3 separate regions of the Mus musculus genome follow, and all the other regions are linked to region 2. The links are chromatin loops, found by intact Hi-C in ENCODE. Cell type or tissue: heart. All regions are shown on one strand. Links, peaks and the distances in the headings refer to the core of each region. The heading gives the core; the rest is flanking DNA.

The links. Peaks named below come from ENCODE experiments on the same cell type or tissue, not always from the same donor. Only the 100,000 strongest peaks of a DNase experiment are listed, where the experiment ranks them.
Region 1: a loop joins it to region 2, with 3 times the contacts of the local background. A loop is called at or near these places in 4 of 42 quality-filtered maps.
Region 3: it touches region 2 in a loop (3-fold over the local background); 2 of 42 quality-filtered maps call a loop at or near these places.

What each region holds. Positions count from the first base shown.
Region 1 is chr16:18,855,767-18,861,593 of GRCm38, forward strand. No RefSeq gene overlaps it. Among named protein-coding and RNA genes, the nearest start is that of Mrpl40, 18 kb to the right of the region's middle. In heart, for the core only: a CTCF peak has its summit at 3,022 (motif pointing left); a DNase peak (open chromatin) is centred at 4,625.
Region 2 is chr16:18,626,974-18,632,800 of GRCm38, forward strand. It overlaps Septin5 (septin 5), which reads right to left and starts at 2,965. Exons shown (of 12, transcript NM_213614.2): 1 at 2,835-2,965; 2 at 2,678-2,688. The coding sequence starts at 2,877. In heart, for the core only: no CTCF peak of the experiment used is centred there; DNase peaks (open chromatin) are centred at 388, 1,898, 2,628 and 3,028; H3K4me3 peaks cover 1,834 bases; H3K27ac peaks cover 966 bases; H3K27me3 peaks cover 3,783 bases.
Region 3 is chr16:18,809,251-18,815,077 of GRCm38, forward strand. Cdc45 (cell division cycle 45) reads right to left here and starts at 2,722. Exons shown (of 19, transcript NM_001358206.1): 1 at 2,265-2,722; 2 at 2,055-2,114; 3 at 1,139-1,231. The coding sequence starts at 2,315. It overlaps Ufd1 (ubiquitin recognition factor in ER-associated degradation 1), which reads left to right and starts at 3,044. Exons shown (of 12, transcript NM_011672.4): 1 at 3,044-3,167; 2 at 5,580-5,712. The coding sequence starts at 3,165. In heart, for the core only: CTCF peaks have their summits at 2,376 and 3,238; DNase peaks (open chromatin) are centred at 2,481 and 3,051; H3K4me3 peaks cover 3,160 bases; H3K27ac peaks cover 2,074 bases.

The sequences.
Region 1 (5,827 bases), core at 395-5,394, 230 kb after region 2:
TTAAAGGCATATGCCACCACGGCTGGCTTTGAACAGTTACAGTTTTAAAGTGTTTCTCAGCCATTTATTTATTTATTTATTTATTTATCTATTTATTTATTTATTTATTTAATGTGAGTACACTGTTCCTATCTTCAGACACACCAGAAGAGGGCATCAGATCCCATTACAGATGGTTGTGAGCCACCATGTGGTTGCTGGGAATTGAGCTCAGAATCTCTGGAAGAGCAGTCAGTGTTCTTAACCATTGAACTGTCTCTTCAGCCCACTGTGCCCCATTTTTAAATTGGGTTATTTGTTTTCTTGATGTTCAGGGTTTTTTTTTTTTTTAATATTGAATTTCATGTGTATTGCTCTTTTGCTTTGGTGTCTGTGTGAGGGTGTCAGATCTTGGACTTACAGAGAATTGTGAGCTGCCATGTGGGTGCTGAGAATTGAACCCCAGTCCTCTGGAAGAACAGCCAGTGCTTTTATCCACTCCAGCCTTGATGTTAAATTTTTTGTTTTTTGATTTTTTTTTTTAGTTCTTTTGTTTGTTTTGTTGTTCAATACAGGGTTTCTCTGTATAGTCCTGGCTGTCCTACAACTTGCTCTGTAGAGCAGGCTGACCTTGAACTCAGAGATCAGGAGCCTTTGCCTCCAGAGTGCTGGGATTAAAGGCACTGTCAACACTGCCTGGCTATTTTTTGAGATCTTTATGCATTTTATGTATTATTGACCCTCTATAGGATAAGCAATTGGTAAAGACCTTCTCCAATTCTGTAACTTGCCACTTTGTTCAAGTGATGGTGTCCTTTGCCATACAGAAGCATCCCAGTTTCACAAGGTCCCATTGAGAGGCCAAACCTATTCCATCCTGGGACTGGCCTCCATCTTAAAGAAAAGAAAAATAAAAAATAAAAAGAGCCTGAGAACTTGACCTACAGCAGAACCCAAGCTGCATCGAAGTACCAGGAAGGACCCCACAGCTTGTCCCTGGCCAGAGTTACTCCCTAGCTACTTCCTAGCAACAGTTTTTTTTTCCATTTTTTATTAGGTATTTAGCTCATTTACATTTCCAATGCTATACCAAAAGTCCCCCATACCCACCCACCCCCCACCTAGCAACAGTTAATCAAAGATTAGTCTGATTGTTTCAGATGGCTTGTGACTCTATACACTCTTGCTTCAGAGCACCCACCTGTTGGCTTACAGTCATTCTATGAGATGCTTGACAGACTGGACACCACCTCCCTCACCCTCTCACTGTAATATCCAAAATGAATTGAAGACCACCCAGTACCTTCCCCCTTCGAAAAGGACTTTCCAAACTGCACAAGCAGGCCAAGTGCAGAGCCAGATAAGAAAGCTGGCTGACTAAACAAATGTAAAAACATAGTTTTCGCGGTCAAAATGATTAAGCTTGCAACTACCAAAACAATAGCTGTTCTCTGAGAAATAACCATAACAAGATTAGCAATTCTCCTGCCCCCCCCCCACACTGAATTCTCACAAAGACCATAAACCACCCTGACCTTGTTGCAAGAATTCCCCTGATGTTAATAGCTGATCCATAAGTTCAAAATGTACTATTACTTTGCTGACCAAATCATAATAACCCACCATGGGGGCAAGCAAAGTGAGTCATTAGGCCAAAGGGTTACTTAGTCATCCTATACAAACCAACCAACGCCTGAAAGGGTTACTTGCTACACCAATGAGAACCCTGTTGCTCAAATATGCCCCTTACAAAGGTATAAAAAATGTGTTCTTTCTTTGTTCTGGGTCTCTCCTCTGGCCTGTGTGCTGGGAGGGGAGTCCCCAACATGTTGGATCAATAAAAATCCTCATGTGTTTTGCAGCGATGGCGGCTGTCTCTGAGGTCGTTCTGAGTAAGGGTCTTCTGACGAACTCCAACATCACTTGCTCCTATTTTCCTATAAAAACTTGTCTTGTTGAGGGTTCAAGGTGGCTCCACCTTCCCTTCCTGCCCTCTTGTGTCGGGGTTGGGTTGGAAGAGAGCCCAAGCCTGAGCTTGTAATAAAGAGACTCTAATGCTATTATGTCAGAGATGGCTCCTTGGTGGTCTTTTGGATTCATAAACACTTCCTGGCACATCACCATTTATTAATTGTTGATCTTAGTGCCTGTTTAGAAAGTCTTTTCCTGTGTCAATAAGTTCAAGATTATTTCCCCACTTCTCTTCTATCAGGTTTAGTATATCTGCTCTTATGTTAAGGTCCTTGACCCAATTAAAAGTTCAGTTTTGTGCAGGGTGATAAATATGGATCTATTTACATTCTTCTATGCAATTTCTCCTGACTCAAAATGCTCCTGACTCAGCCTTCCAAGGTTAGTGTTAACAGCTGGGTAGTGGTGGCATATGCCTTTAATCCCAACACTTGGGAGACAGAGGCAGGCTGATCTCTGAGTTCAAGGTCGTCTTGGTCTACAGAGTGAATTCCAAACTGGATCCAGCCATCCATTTTGACTAGCACAATTTGTTGAAATACACAGTGTGTATTTTTAGCTTTTTTTGTAAAAAATCAGGTGTCCATAGATATGTGGGTTTATGTCTAGATATTCAATTTGATTCTATTGATCTGCATGTCTGTTTTTATGCCAATACCAAGCTGTTTTTATTACTATACCTCTGTAGAAGAACTTGAAATCTGGATTGGCGATACCCCCAGAAATTCTTTTATTATTCAGTGGCACAAAAGCTTGTGATCTGGGTGGTGCCTAATTTGTCTGAATGTTAGAAACTTTCTGTGAGATCTACAGATCATGACAAACTTGTGTATTATAAATGACTTATGTTGCCATAGTGATTTTTCCAGGTCTGAGTAAATATTTGTGCAGTACTGAGGATTGTTGTTGTTCTGTGTGTGTGTGTGTGAGAGAGTACCATCTTCTGGTTGTTTCTTGTTACTATGGGCTGTATCCCTTTTTTCCAGGTCTGAGTGACCACATTAGTCTTCTGTGAGCACCACCTTCTGGTTGGTTCTTGTTACTACAGGCTATATTTTTTTCTGGTTTTGGTTTTTGTTGCTGGTTGCCTCTGTTCACAGATTGAGTGGCACTACATCCATCTGCTGTGAGTGCCACCTTCTGGTTGGTTTTTGTTACTACTGGCTGTATTTTTTTCCCCCTGGTTTTGGTTGATTTTTGTTTCTGGTTGTACCTTTTTCTGTTCATTGATTCTAAACGGTGTCATATCCTTCTGGGTACAAGGCCTTGAATTTGTTTCTGTGGCAGGTTGCAGTTAGGATAGATGTATCTGAGAGCCATGGCTTATGGTGGGGCCAGGAGACATCCTGAGTCTTGGTCTGGGATAGGTGTGGGCTCAGAGGAGCTGAGAGACTCCCACCAATCAGGTTAATTTTTTGTGGGTGTGCATCACTTTCTGGTTATTTCCCATTTCTGCCTGGTAGAGAGAAAAGGTTGGACTTGTGTTTTGGGTGGCATAGAGAGGTCTTTTTCATGAGTGACACTTTCTGGCTGTTTCTTCTTTCTGCTTGAAAGACAGGAAAGGTTTTATTTGTGTTTTTGTATGTTGTGTTTGTGTCTCTTGTTACATGACTTTGATGAGGTGACTTTGACAAGATGAGCTTGATAAAATGATTTTGACAGGTGACTTTGATGAGATGACTTTGACAAAGTGGCTTTGACGGACATATTAACATGAGACAGGCTATGTCTACCACATTCTACAGGTTCCCTTCACCACAGAATAGGCCAGGAAGCGGGTTCCTGGCCCCACAGAAGACCCCCCCCCAAATGCTTGCTTTCCACTATCTAGCTCAGACTGGTATTTTAACTCTGTTGAAGGTAAGAAGAGGCTCTTAGTCTACTGTCAGGCTTTGCTGGCAGGTCTCAAGGTGGCCACAAGACAGCCCACAAATTTGGCCAGAGTGTATGATATTAGACAGGAATAAAACTTTTTTAGAGAGGGTCATGGGGACATTTTGACAGTACACCCCCATGGACCCTAAACCACCAGAAGCAAAGGCAGCCATCACTCTAGCTTTATTAATCAGGAAGCACCAGATATTTAAGAAAAAGCTCCAGAAGATTGAGAGGTTAGGAAAAAAGAAAAAGTCTGAGAGATCTAATGATAGTGGCAGAGAGAGTATTTAATAGAAGAGAGACTGCAAAGGAGAAGCAGAGGAGAGGACAAAAGGAACAGACTCTAGACCTAGCAAAGATCTGTTAGCAGCCAAAGCCAAACCAGAAGACTGTAAGAGATGCCTAAAACAGAGAAGTAGATAAGAGGGGCCATAAGATCAAAAGTGCCCCCTCTCCAAGGCCAGGGTAACCCTAAAAGTAAAAGGGAAACCTACCAGCCTTTTTGTTGATAATTAATAAAGTTCAACATTATGTCTTGCTAAACCTGAGGATAAAGTCTCTTCATCAGTTTAAAATAACTTCCTAGTGGCAACAGAAATAAAACAAAAACACAAGACCTCTTAGAGGTCTTGGACTATTTGAGGCTCCACTAAGAAGGCTTTACTCTGCCAACTACAGCTGACATTGCTTGGCCCTGAGGATGCATACTCAGACTCCAGACCTTGGCATCAGCCAATGGCCAATGTGTCACTAATTGGCAGAAGCTGACCTGTTTACACATCAGTGCAGCAATGACCTCCTGGTTAAAAATGATGCCAGAATGACTCAGCCCCAGCCTCTCTTCTTGAATGCCCCCAGGATTAGCTGCTCTGCTGCCTGACTCTGAGCTCAATTGATGGGCCTCTGCATGATTGTTCAGATGGATGCAGAGGTAACACGGTTTTCCAATGACAACAGCCTCATTCAGGATGGACAGAGGTATGCTGGGGCAGCAGTGGTCTCAGACTCCAAGATCATATGGGCAGAGCCTGGGAGGAATGCCAGCCTAGAAAGCTGAACTGGCAGCTCTGATCAAGGTGTTAGAGCTGAGAAAAGACAAGAGACATGGATAGCCAATGTGCCTTTGCTACTGTACTGGCTAGTTTTGTGTCAACTTGACACAGCTGGAGTTATCACAGAGAAAGGAGCTTCAGTTGAGGAAATGCCTCCATGAGATGCAATTGTAAGGCATTTTCTCAATTAGTGATCAAGGGGGAAAGGCCCCTTGTGGGTGGGACCATCTCAGGGCTGGTAGTCTTGGTTCTATAAGAAAGCAGGCTGAGCAAGCCAGGTGAGGCAAGCCAGTAAAGAACATCCCTCCATGGCCTCTGCATCAGCTCCTGCTTCCTGACCTGCTTGAGTTCCAGTCCTGGCTTCCTTGGTGATGAACAGCAGTATGGAAGTGTAAGCCGAATAAACCCTTTCCTCCCCAACTTGCTTCTTGGTCATGATGTTTGTGCAGGAATAGAAACCCTGACTAAGGCAAATTGGTACCAGCAGTGTGGGGTATTCCTGTGACAACCTGACCATGTTTTGGGGAGGACTGTGGAAGGACTTTGGAACTTTGGGCTTGAAGATCCATCCGTTGTTAAGAGCTCTGTCGGATGTTGTGTAGGAGCTTGGAAGATAATGTTGAGAACAGTGCAGAAGATGGAGGCCTGGCTTGTGAAGTTTCAGAGGGAAAATTAAAGACTCTTTTCAGGGACATTGCTATTTTGGAGTTTGATTATTCTGTGGTTCTGGTTAGCTGGGGCTGAAGAATCAGCTGTGATTAACAAGATACCAGAACTACTAAAGCAAAACCTTTGCATTACTGGGACTATTGATGCTGGTTAGCTGGAGCTAAGAAATTAGCGGTGATTAAGAAGAGACCAGCATCATTGAGGTGACAACTTCTGGGAAGTGTTTTCTGAAAGCACAAAGAGGCTGTGTTCCAGAGATGGCCAAGGTTGTACTCCTG
Region 2 (5,827 bases), core at 290-5,289:
CAGAGCGCATCTCCCCTACTAAGCCCTGCTGTGGGTGAGGGGAACAGGTCTTTAATCTCAGCACTTGAGAGGCAGAGGCAGGCGGATGTCTCTGAGTTTTGGGCCAGCCTGGTCTACATAGCGAAGTCCAGGACAGTCAGGACTACATAGACTCTATCTCAAAAAAACAAATTAAGGGTGCCTGGGATGCAGTGGCCAGAGTTCAGATGGCCGGCTTCCTTCAGAGCTTGGAAGCTTTAGCTAGCCCTCAGCTAGGCAAAACTTCTGCCCACAACATGCCAACACTTTAGGTACCAGATGTTCCAGGAATTGGGAAGCCATTGGCTGTGAGCCACCAAACTTTTCCTCAGTCCTCATTTCTAACCCCACCAGAATCAGAGCTCCAGCCCCAGGCTGCAAGAAACTAGACAAGCCACTGTCCAGAGTGGGCAAAGGACCAGGAGACCTCCCTCCTCTATGCAGGTACCACCCCTCCTCCATGAAGCCTCACCGTCTTAGCTTCCTGGAGGGGCCTCCACCCTGGGTCTTGCTATGGGCACCCCCGGGGTGACTAGCACCTGGGGAGGAGCCTGAGCCCACAGCTGCAACAGGAGAGCCATTCATCCCAGGGCTGAAAAGAAGCCTCCCAGTTCTGGCTCCCAGAAAGTGGCTACTGGTTCCTGTCTGACCTACATGAAGCATTTAGACTGAGTCCTATCCCTCACCCCCTCACCCCCCACTCCACCCCAATCACCGCAAACACAGCTCTCAGCCCAGCATCACCTAGGCAGGTTGCTATCTCCGACCTAGGGCGGGCATCTCTGGAAGAGCACACAGATGCCCTTGGCTGAACCATACCCTGATGCTGAACAGACCTAGTAGGTCTTAGACTGACTGCCTTTCAACTTGTTCATTGGGAATGTACATGCTTAGGGGACATCCCAGCCAAACAGCCTGTCTAAGTATCACCCAAGCAGGCCATCATAGCCTGTGTATTCCCTGGAGAAGCCCTAGGGGAGGAGCCTTGCACCCCCTTTTTCTAGTCCCAGAGGCTCAACAAATATTCCTCAGGGATATGAAGCCATACACAGCAAAACACACCTCTTCGTGAGAAGGAGCCTGTTGAGGCTTCCCATTCTTAGAATTATGACTAGGCTCTGAAGCGGCAGGCACAACCAACAAAGTCCTCATCACTGCCTGAGAAGAGATATGGGTGCAAAGGGCAGACAGACACCTCCTTCTACCCAGACTGCTGCTCTACCCCCTCCCCCAGTTAGAGTCAGAAAGAGGCCTGGTTAAGCCCGGCCCTGTGCAGCCATATTGGGAACCAAGGTATTCCACACTGTTCCCCCAGGCCCACAAGGTCCCAGCTCGGACACCAGAGCTCCAGCACTGTTCTGGGGCTCACTCCATCTGCCTTCACCCAGCGCTCTCTTCCTTCAGGCCTGGGGATAGGGAGTGGCATAAGGCTGGCTCCTAGCTAACCAGAGGATGGGCAGATGCAGGCCTGAAGGACTCATACTCCATCAGGAAGGGGGAGGGGTCTCCATCCTAGCAGCAACAGACAGGAGAACATGGATGGTGCTAAGCAGCAAGTACCCCAGCCAGGTGACTTGGAAGACCTTCCAGAGGCCCAGGAGAAGCCTAGGTCCTTGCCTTCCTAGCCTCTGGCCCCCCTCTCCCTTACACAATAGCATGTGTCCCCATCGGGCTTTGTCTGGCTTACTGGGATGGGGAGGCAGTTCTCCTGGGGGAGCCCCTCCCAGTGAGTCTCATCAGCCTTGGGCGGGGCATGTCCCTGCCAGGAGACTGTGACTCTCCGGCTCACCCCATCTGCCAGCTGCTTTTGCTCTGTCTGATGATGTACTCTGGTCTAGTACTCTGGAGTCCAATGCTAGGCGAGAACACCCATCCCCAGCAAGGCTTGCTGAAGCCTTCTGGTGTCAGAATTGGGCCTCCCCCACCCCATCTTCAAACAGGGCCTAGCTCAAGCCACAGAGGACATCCCTTTGGTCACCCACTTCCACAGCACTCTGGTTTCACAACCCTCAGCTCCTTTGGATTTTCACAGGTTACCCGGTAGGCTGGTACTTTCCCTGGGGTGGGGAAATCAGGCTAGCCCCCCTCTGGAAGGCCACAGCCTGGCTGTACTCAAGGTTTGGAGGGCTAGTGCTAGGATGACTCAGATGGGGAGCCTTGCAAGTTCCAGGTCTTGGAAGATGCTCTGCCAAAGACTAGTGAGCATAAATTTAGGCACAGAAGAGAGACACCCAAAGGTGCATGGGCATGAAGCAGAGGCCCCATGGTATTGCTCAGGAGACTGGTGGGCCCCCCCCCCCATTCCTGGCCTGTCATAACTACAGCCTCACCCAGGACCCCCAGCACGAGGCCTTCCGGTCAGGTTAAAAAGGGGATGCTGGCCCTGGACTAGAGGAGAGAGGCCCTTATCCCAGCCTCCCTTTCTGGGGAGGTGCCTAGGCCGCTGCTATACAGGTCAGGGAACCAAGCGCAGTGCCTACACTTCCCCTCCGTAGCCCCAGGAGCAGCGGCGCTGCCCCTACAGACAATCGATTAACGCCAAAGGACTGGGTGACGGCCGGCGGGGGCGGGGTCACGCCTGGGCGCCACCAGCATCGGTGCCACAATGGGTGACAGCCGGTCCGATCTCACCACCGGCCGAGCGGCGCAACGCCAGTACCTGTTTGTCCTCTGCATGGTCCGGGTCGTGATCCGGGTCCGGGCGGGTCCGGGAGGGTCCGGGCCGGCGGGCAGGGGAGAGACGGAGACAGACGGTGAGAGGCGGGCGGGCGGCGGGGACAAAGGAGCGCGGGCACGCGGACAGGCTCTGGGCTCACCTGGGGTCGCCAGCTTGCTTTTGTACCGCAGTCCTGTGCTCATGGTGGCCGCCGGCGGGGGACGTGTGGCGGCGGGCGCGCGGGCGGGGCGCGGCGACCAGCGGTGGAGGCCGAGGCCGGCTGAGGGGTGACCCGCCCCTCCGCGCCGCCACCACCCGCCCCGCCCGCGCGCCCGCCAGCCAATCGGCGCCCGCCGCGCCCACGCGCGACCCGGAGAGGCCGGTGGGGGCGGGGACTGAGGCGTCCCGCTGTGGTTCCCCCCAGGCCTTTGGTTCTCCCGGCCGCGCGAGTGCAGCCGGGCTATTCCCACGGCTTCGTCCGGAACGCCCCCTCCCCTTCCTGTCATCTAGCCCAGGCCTAGACTCTGTTCTCCCTTGGCTGTCGCTGGAAGCCGGTTGGTTCCTGGGCCTCTGACCTTCCATCGAGTGGCCATTCTATAAAGCATGTCCCAGGACTGTGCTTCATGCAGCCGATGAATGAGTTCAGGTGATATAAAGACCCCTTTTTCACCCCATCAAGAAGCATTTGGAAGGGGCAGACCTGGAGCCCTACCCTTGGTACATTGAGCACAAGTCCAGAACCCGAGCTCTCCTGCAGTCTGCTGGGTGCTAGGCATTCTACACTGGACACACACAAACGCCTGGGCAAGATGGAAAGCACACGGCAGGCAGGGTGTGGTTGTAAGATGGGAGTACTTGAGGTGTATGGCTAGAAGGACACAATCCGAAGGCCACCTTAGCCCTCCTTGCTCCAGCTCTGGTCCCGGTTTTCTGTGATCTGTGCTCTCCCCAGCTACCCCCCTGGAGAGGGGTTGAAGGGGGCTGAGGGACACATAAAGACAAGTCCATGCTCAGAGCCACATTTATGCATGAAGATGCTGTGACTCTGAATCTTCAAAAAGTTGATAGGACTAAGTGACCCACGGTGTGAATAACTTCTGTGTTACTGTCACATCCCAGGTGGTGGCTTAAACCTCACCAGAGAGTCTGTGACCAGGGTAGGGATGTTCCATTGTCCAAATCTTTCTTCTACAGCCTAAGGATCAGATGGGGCATATGACACACTGTGGTGCATCTTTGGGATCTAGAGAGGGCACTCACACGTGATCAAGTGCTAATCATTTTGTGTATAAAACAATGTAGAAGTAAAAGTGTCTACACATCTCTTAGGTTTGGCTTCACCAGTGACTTTTTTCATGGCGTTCTTGGGGGAATTTGGAACTCTGTTAGAGGAATATGTGCAGTCTGAGGCAGGGACAGAAACACAATGTCAGGACTTCTGAGCTTGCCAGTTCTGAGTCTGGAGAAACCCACGAAGGAAAGCTAGGACATTAAGCCTGAGCTGACTGTTACTGTCACTCCAACGGCAGAAACAAAGTGGGGGGAAAAGGAAGTATCTTCCCTGGGGCACTGATGGGAGGGACACTCCTGGTCTCCTCTAGTTAGGGGGTTGTGCTTGGCTGCCTTGGCCCGGAGGGAAGTGTAGGAGAGGGGAAAGAAGCTTGTGTATAGAAGAGGAATAAATTATAAAACAATTCTGATGAGCCCTCGACTTGGGTAAAACGGCTGTGGAGACGTGCAGCTGGTCAGATGCTCAGTGGGAGGTGAATGGGCGGGTGTCACCGAGGCCTGAGAGATAGACTTTGAAGGGTGCAGTTAGGGGCAACCTGGCTTGGTACCACATGTGAAAACATCTGTGGGGAGCTTGAGTTGTTCAGTCCTATGGGAGAGCTGGGATCTGCTCCCTTGTCCTGGGACTCTAGTCACCTATGACTGTGAGTCCTGGGGTGGCTTCAAGTCGCTCACAGAGGAAAGAGGTTGCCATGCTGTACTGAGGAGTAATAATAATTGTGACTCAACAGACACTGTATGCACAGGGGACATTGCTGAGGTCAGGAAAATGGGCCATGAAGGCATTATCAGATTTGCAGGACCCGTCCCCAGGTCTGCCTTGTGTACAGTGTGAGTGTCACAAAGGTCATAGACTCTGGCCGGAATAGCCAGGGGCTGAGGTCTAAACAAAACTCCTGTATGGCTTTTGCCCATGGGAAAGCACAGACAGCAGTCTCTGATGGGCTCTCTCAAGGGTCAGAGAGGCAGCAGGAGTGGCAGGGTGGGGACTTGCACACCTGCGTTTACCTGTTGAAGACGTTATGGCTTCCAGCGGCACTTGCTTTGCTTTTCTGTCCTAGAGCTGGCTGTAGTACAAAGAGAAGTAAACAGAAGACTTCTGCGTGGGGGAAATGCTACTTTTTTTTTTTAATTCATAAGGAAAAGAAGTTAATGAGTGAAAAAAATAAGCTATGTCAAGAAAAATCTGTTCAAGCAACTGGGGCTACAAATAGCTCACTTTTCAGAAAAAAAAAAAAAAAAAAAAAACAACCAACCCAAACCCTTCTCTTTTTGTTAAATCATGCTGTGTCTCCCCTCAGCACAGACGGCAGGGGGAGCTGACTTTTCCCTGGCACCGTAATGCCAGTTGGGTAAGCAGAGCACTCTTTGGGAGATAGCATTGGTGCAAACCATAGTGACTAGACACGGTGAGGCAGTTAATGAAGATGCTGAGGTTTAGAGGTGGGGAAGTTTGTTCTGGGTGACAGAGAGATGGGAGCAACTGGGGCCAATGGTAAGAAAATTCTAGAATGTTTACTGTTACTGCCGTTCACTTCGGAGGTTGAGGGCTAAGGTCAAACTGTGTGCAGCAGGTGAGACCTCCCTTTGCAAAACCTTCTACAGCTCCCCCACCCCATAACTACCTCAGAACAGGCCTGGCTCAAGCTGTAATGCCCAGGTTTTGTGCCTAAGCACAGGACAGCAAGTGCAGCTTAGAATGAGCTGGGGACCCGCATGAGATTAAAACCAGGCCTATGGAGTCCAGCCCCATTTCTGAGACGGATAGGACATGGCCCCAGCCCAGCTAGGGGCTTGGCCTACTCACACAGCCCACTACAGCCTGAACTCATGCTCCTTCTGTCCCCTCTCCCTTCATCCTCC
Region 3 (5,827 bases), core at 395-5,394, 180 kb after region 2:
TAGGCTTGCAGTAAATCTTGGGCAGCCTCACGTGGCCTCCTCAATATTAGATCCTTTATCAAACAATCACTATAGGTAAAACCTTTCCTTAGTAACACCAAATTGCCTGCCTATGGGCTCACACCTGTAATACAACACTTTGAAGGCCAAGGAAGGAGGATTGTCCTCGGCTAGCAAATAAGATCTTGTCTCAAAATACTGGAGGTAAAAAACTCGACTGATATAAGTACTTCAAATTATAAATGAATCTCTTCCAAGTCATCCTAGAAGCAGCCAGGGACTCCAAATGCATTTTGACATGCCCTACCCATTCCCTATAGGGCCTTCAATAACCCATTCTCATCTGGTCCCAGGCAGAGGTAAGGAGTCTTGGTTCTACCGTTTAATTCCAAAGTGAAAACGTGTTTGATAACTGGAATGCATTTTCTAGAGATAACATAGAGCAGTAGTGTATCCTAATGAAATAAGTGAGGTTAGGACTGAACCCCCTCCCCAAGAGCAAGCATGAGCTGGATCTAGCCTGCTGCCCCCCACTCCCCCTGCACACATATGTAGCAAGTGCAGCTTCATCTTCACGTGGATCCCCAACAACTCAAGAGGGGGCTGCTCTGACTCTGTTGCCTTTATGTGGATTCCATTCCCCTAACTGGGCTGTTTTGTCTGGCCTCAGTGGGAGAGGTCCTGCAGTGACTTGATGAGCTGGGAGGGTGGGGGTGGGGGGGGTAACACCCTGTAAGGGGGGGTGGTTCTCCTTCTCAGAAAAGGGAATAGGAGGAGGTACTGTGGGGGGGGGTAACTAGGAGGAAGGAGGCTGATATGGGATACAAAATAAATAAATAAATGGAAACAACAAGTGAGGTCAGAGTAGGTGCTGCCCACAACTAAACTGTTTTTATTTTTGAGACAGGATCTTGTCGTGTAGCCCAGGCTGGCCTCAGTCTTGCTAGATGTAGTTCAAACCTACCTTAAATTGGTGGTTCCTTGGCAAATGTTGATTCCGCCACCATAACTTTAAGCCTAATAAAACTGATACTTCAAAAACACCCTTCTCCTACTTCAGAACTGGACAAATGCTAAGTATTAAGAACCTGCCACTGAGTAGAGTGGCCTAATTATTCTCCAATTCATTAGTTCATACCTGCTCTTTATGTTCAAGATATGCAGTTTCAAGTTCTTGCCACCCAGAAACCGGAACCAGCGTATACTGGACGTGGTCACACTGAAACAGGGCCTGGAGAGAGAGCATGTGGTCAGAAACCCTCATTAAAGATAACTTACCTGCAATCACCAGAAGCAGACTAGTTGAGTTGAGACAAAGATCTATGTGATATGCTGTTTGGTAAAAGGTCAATAGGAGAAGCTACGTGGCAAGGCTGTGAGCAAGAATTCAATCTGAATCTGTACAGTGTGCCAAAGTAAAACATTAAGAGAAAAAAAATACCCTAATTTTAATTACAGGGGTTCTGAAAAATTCCTAACCCCAGCACATTGTAAAAACCACACTATGAGCCGGGTGTGGTGGCGCACGCACGCCTTTAATCCCAGCACTCGGAAGGCAGAGGGAGATGGATTTGAGTTCGAGGCCAGCCTGGTCTATAAAGTGAGTTCCAGGACAGCCAGGGCTACACAGAGAAACCCTGTCTTGAAAAAACAAAAACAAAAAAACAAACCACACTATGGTCAGAGCCCAAACTAACAATCTTCTCTAATAGACTCGGGGCTCCTGTATTTCCTGCACTCCCTATTATACCACTCCCCACTGTCACATCTCCTCTCTCAAATTCCATCTTTGAGAGGTCATTTACAAATTCAAAGATTTCAGAAGTGAAACCATTTTCACTTGGGTTACTGTATAAAACACTACGTACTTGTCTCACTGTTTGCACTATACTTCTCTCTAGCTCCAGTATAGGTCAGAGAGGATATTTTGGGTTCCTCACCTCCTGCCTGCTCCTTCTGGTCCCTCCCCTTCTGTGACCTACCCCCTGCTGGGGCCAACCCTGATCTGTCACCTCTCCCTCCTGTCCTACCTTCCTAAGGTATTCAAAGCTCACCTGGAGGATCTTGCAAGCACACAAGGCATCCACGTCCGAGGCCACAAAGAGAAGGACCCTCTGTAGAAGCAAACGTGGACAGATGAGTTGAACACAGGGACGCTAAACTCTGTGGCAACTCTCTGACCTCCCGGCCCATCCACGGACACTCGCCCTCTTCTCCCCAGCCCCCAGATAAGGTTTGGATCAGGATCGTGGAATGGGAGTCACCTGGTTGTGGACCGTCTCGTAGAACTCCTTGCGGAAATCGGTCACGAACATAGCCACAGCGGCGGATACCTAGAACTGGCGCTGAGACACGGACAGCCCCGGAGGTCGTCAAGACTCCCGCCAAATCACAGCTCTTCTGATTGGTCCACGCCAGCAGCCAATAATTCTTAGCCTTTCCTCCTTTCTGATTGGTTCCTACTGGGGACAGCCAATAATGCTCTGCTATTCGCAGCTGGATAAGACCCGCCCGTCCCTCAAAAAATGAAACATCTTTCCTCAGGCTGCGAACCTTGTTGCCGGTGTTGACGCTAACGTCCAGTCACCCAAAACCACCTATGTTTGGCAGACATCTTTACTTCGGGAAGGAAGGTCTATTATCTGACCCTGGCATACTTAGAAAACAATATACTCTTAGACATAAAGTAAATTCAGTCACACATTATTTGAATGTGTTTCCAATAAGTTTCCAATACACGGTTCGTCGAATTAGAGTGAGCTATAGATTACTTCCGCCCGAATCCATGATGGCCGGGATCAACGCCGGAAACTCTAGCTGCATTCTGGGTATTGTAGTCCGTAAGGAGAACGGCTCCTATCAAGTTGTTTGGAAGAGAGTACTATCTAAACATTATAAACAGTCGCTATCCTGTGAAATCAATTATCAAGTGTTTTAATGTTTACTTTAAGTAATATTCAAACCTCAGGCCTTCCCATGACTTTCTGTTTTTCCGCCGCTGACTTCAGGCCTCCGTACCCCATCCCCTGCGGTGTTCCGTCACTTCCGGCGAGCCTCTCGCGGTTTCTGGGTTTCAGAGCAGTGGCCTGGACTGCAAAGAGGGAGCTGTGGGTTTTTATTGTAAGGTTCAGGAAAAGAAGCGGCATCACCAAACGCTGTCAGTCATGGTGAGTTGACCGGGGATCGCGAACCGGATGATGCCAGAGTTGCCCCTGGAGCTGGCAGGGAGGGCCTGGACCTGGTGGCGGAGGTGCCGAGTCACCCGGGCCTGCGTCGGGCCCCGACACTGTCCCGAGAGCTTCTGTCCCAAGTGGGACCCATAATTACGAGCCACCTCTTTTCTTCTTAGCTTGTCCGAGTCATGACTCGAATGCCTTTCGGCGGGACAGCAGCCCCGAGAGTAAAAAGGAACCTGCTACTTTATGTCGATAGTTCTCATAAGTGCTCGACACGCAACAAGTTTCCATGAACTCGGAGTTAACTGGAGATTTCTTGGGGGAGTGGCGCGAGGGAGGAGAAAACGAAGGACATTAAGCTCAGCCAAAGTTCCCTGACCTTTTATTTAGTAGAAATCATGTCTTAGGCTGTATGTCACGTTGTGTTCATCACGTTGTGATAACGACAATAGGTAATATGTAGTGCGCCTTTTTTCTATCAACGTATACTTATTTAATTCCTGCATTCCCCATGGAACATAGGTACGTAGTTATTATATTTACCGGTAGAACTAAAACTTAGAGAGGTGGTACTCAGGAAAGTGAGGCTCAGAGGTTGGAAGTCAAGTCCATCCGGCTGCAGTGATGTCTCATCACTCCTGTATATAGTGTTGACTCCGTGCCATTTGTTTGTTTGTTAAAAACAAGAAGTGATTATTAGATTTTTATCCTGAGTGTCACAGTAAGTCCCTGTCTAAGTTCATTTACATAACCAGCACTGAGTGTTTGATGTGTTAGGCATAAAAGCTTTAAAGGAAGTAACATGGATGATAGAAGCTCATGTTCATTGGTGGCTGAGTTGGAAGGATACCGTTCGGGTGTTGCATACTTCATGTACGTTGTTTATGTTCCAGAGAGAAGCAGTAGGTTAGATGGATGGCATAGGTGAAGATGCTTTGACGAGCACACACCCCCCACCCCCCAACCCCATGGCTCAAAAAAGGGCTTTGTGGGTTATGCACCTAAGACTGAGTCACACAGTTCTGGTACTTAAAGAAAAAGATAAAAGACTGAAGCACGCCTTTAATCCCAGCACTAGGGAAGCAGAGGCAGGCAGATTTCTGAGTTCAAGGCCAGCCTGGTCTACAAAGTGAGTTCCAGGACAGCCAGGACGATACAGAGAAACCCTGTCTCGAATAAACCAAAAAAAAAAAAAAAAAAGACTGAAAACTTGTGTACTAGTAACTGAAGAACAGTTTATTGGTGGGGGATGTTGGTGTGCACGTGGGCTTGAGAATAGAAGCCTTCGGGTGGGTATGTGAGCCCGTATGTGCATGTGAAGGTCAGCAGACTGTCTTGGATGTAGTTCTTCGTGTCTTGACTTTGCTGGCTGGTATGAGAAAATACTTGATATGCAGTGTGCAGGTCTGTTCTGTGCTGTGAGCACCAGGAGAAGCACTAACTCTGACCCCTGCCAAAGCAAGGGAGGCTTGCTGAAGAAGAAAAAGCATTGTTACTGAAAGCCAGGTGGAGGAATACATACATGGGCATCTGCTTTTCACCACCTGCAATGCTCTTTTGGGTTTCTTGCCCAGTTGACACTCAGACATGTAGGTCTTTAATGAGGGTCTCCTCCTGAACACTTGGTTAACATCCATTCTCGGGTGCTCTCTGTCCCGATACCTGTTTCTTGTCTTTAAAACTCCTAGACATAGGTATTTTATTGTTATCTTCCTTGTCTTTCATATCAAGTTCCCCAGGGCAGAGGTGATATCTGCCTGCAGTACCCAAACATTACTAAAGTGATATCCCCTAAAGTCCAGATTGGAGCCACACAAATGGTAGGCACTCAGGAAAAGAGGTGGCTTCTAAGTTAAGGATGGTGGGGAAAGGGCTCCAGGTGGAGTTACAAGTCCAGAGACAGAAACGTTAGGTTAGGAGATGGTGGATGGTCAGTAATGAGTCTCTGTGAAGTGTATGTAAGGCCCAGCCTTGATCCATCTTGAGAATAGGGAATAGTAGCAGAAGAATAGGAGGGGAAGGCCTGGTTTTATATTTAGTAAAGTTGCACTGTCTATAGATAATAGAAACTGGACCTGAGGGATGAGTTTGGGAGGCACAAGAAGGATTTGAGGTTCACCGTGCCGCCGAGGTGGTCAAAAGAACATTCTGGTTAGTTGAGATTTTAGTTTGCTGTGTTCTTTGACCACATTTATACGCACTGATGACTTGCTATGTTAGTGCTTGGCCTAAAGAAACATACCTTTGAGGTAGATACAGTGCACATTTGTGTACATTTGTTATGTGGGAGGCTAAGTCAAGGTCACCGGGATTCAGGACTTGATGACCAGCCTCTTTTTTTTTTACAGTGCCTTTGTTTCTTTGTTTTAATAATAATACCATTTCTTTCTTTCTTTCTCCTAGTTTTCTTTCAACATGTTTGACCACCCGATTCCCCGGGTCTTCCAGAACCGCTTCTCCACGCAGTACCGCTGCTTCTCCGTGTCCATGCTAGCAGGGCCTAATGACAGGTCAGATGTGGAGAAAGGAGGGAAGAGTATGTGCCTGTTTTTATTTTGAATAGTAACCTTTCCTGCCCTAAACTCTATGAGCCCTGTAGCCTTCTATAGCCCTTAGTTTGCATGTGGGCACCAGACACTAACATTATAGTA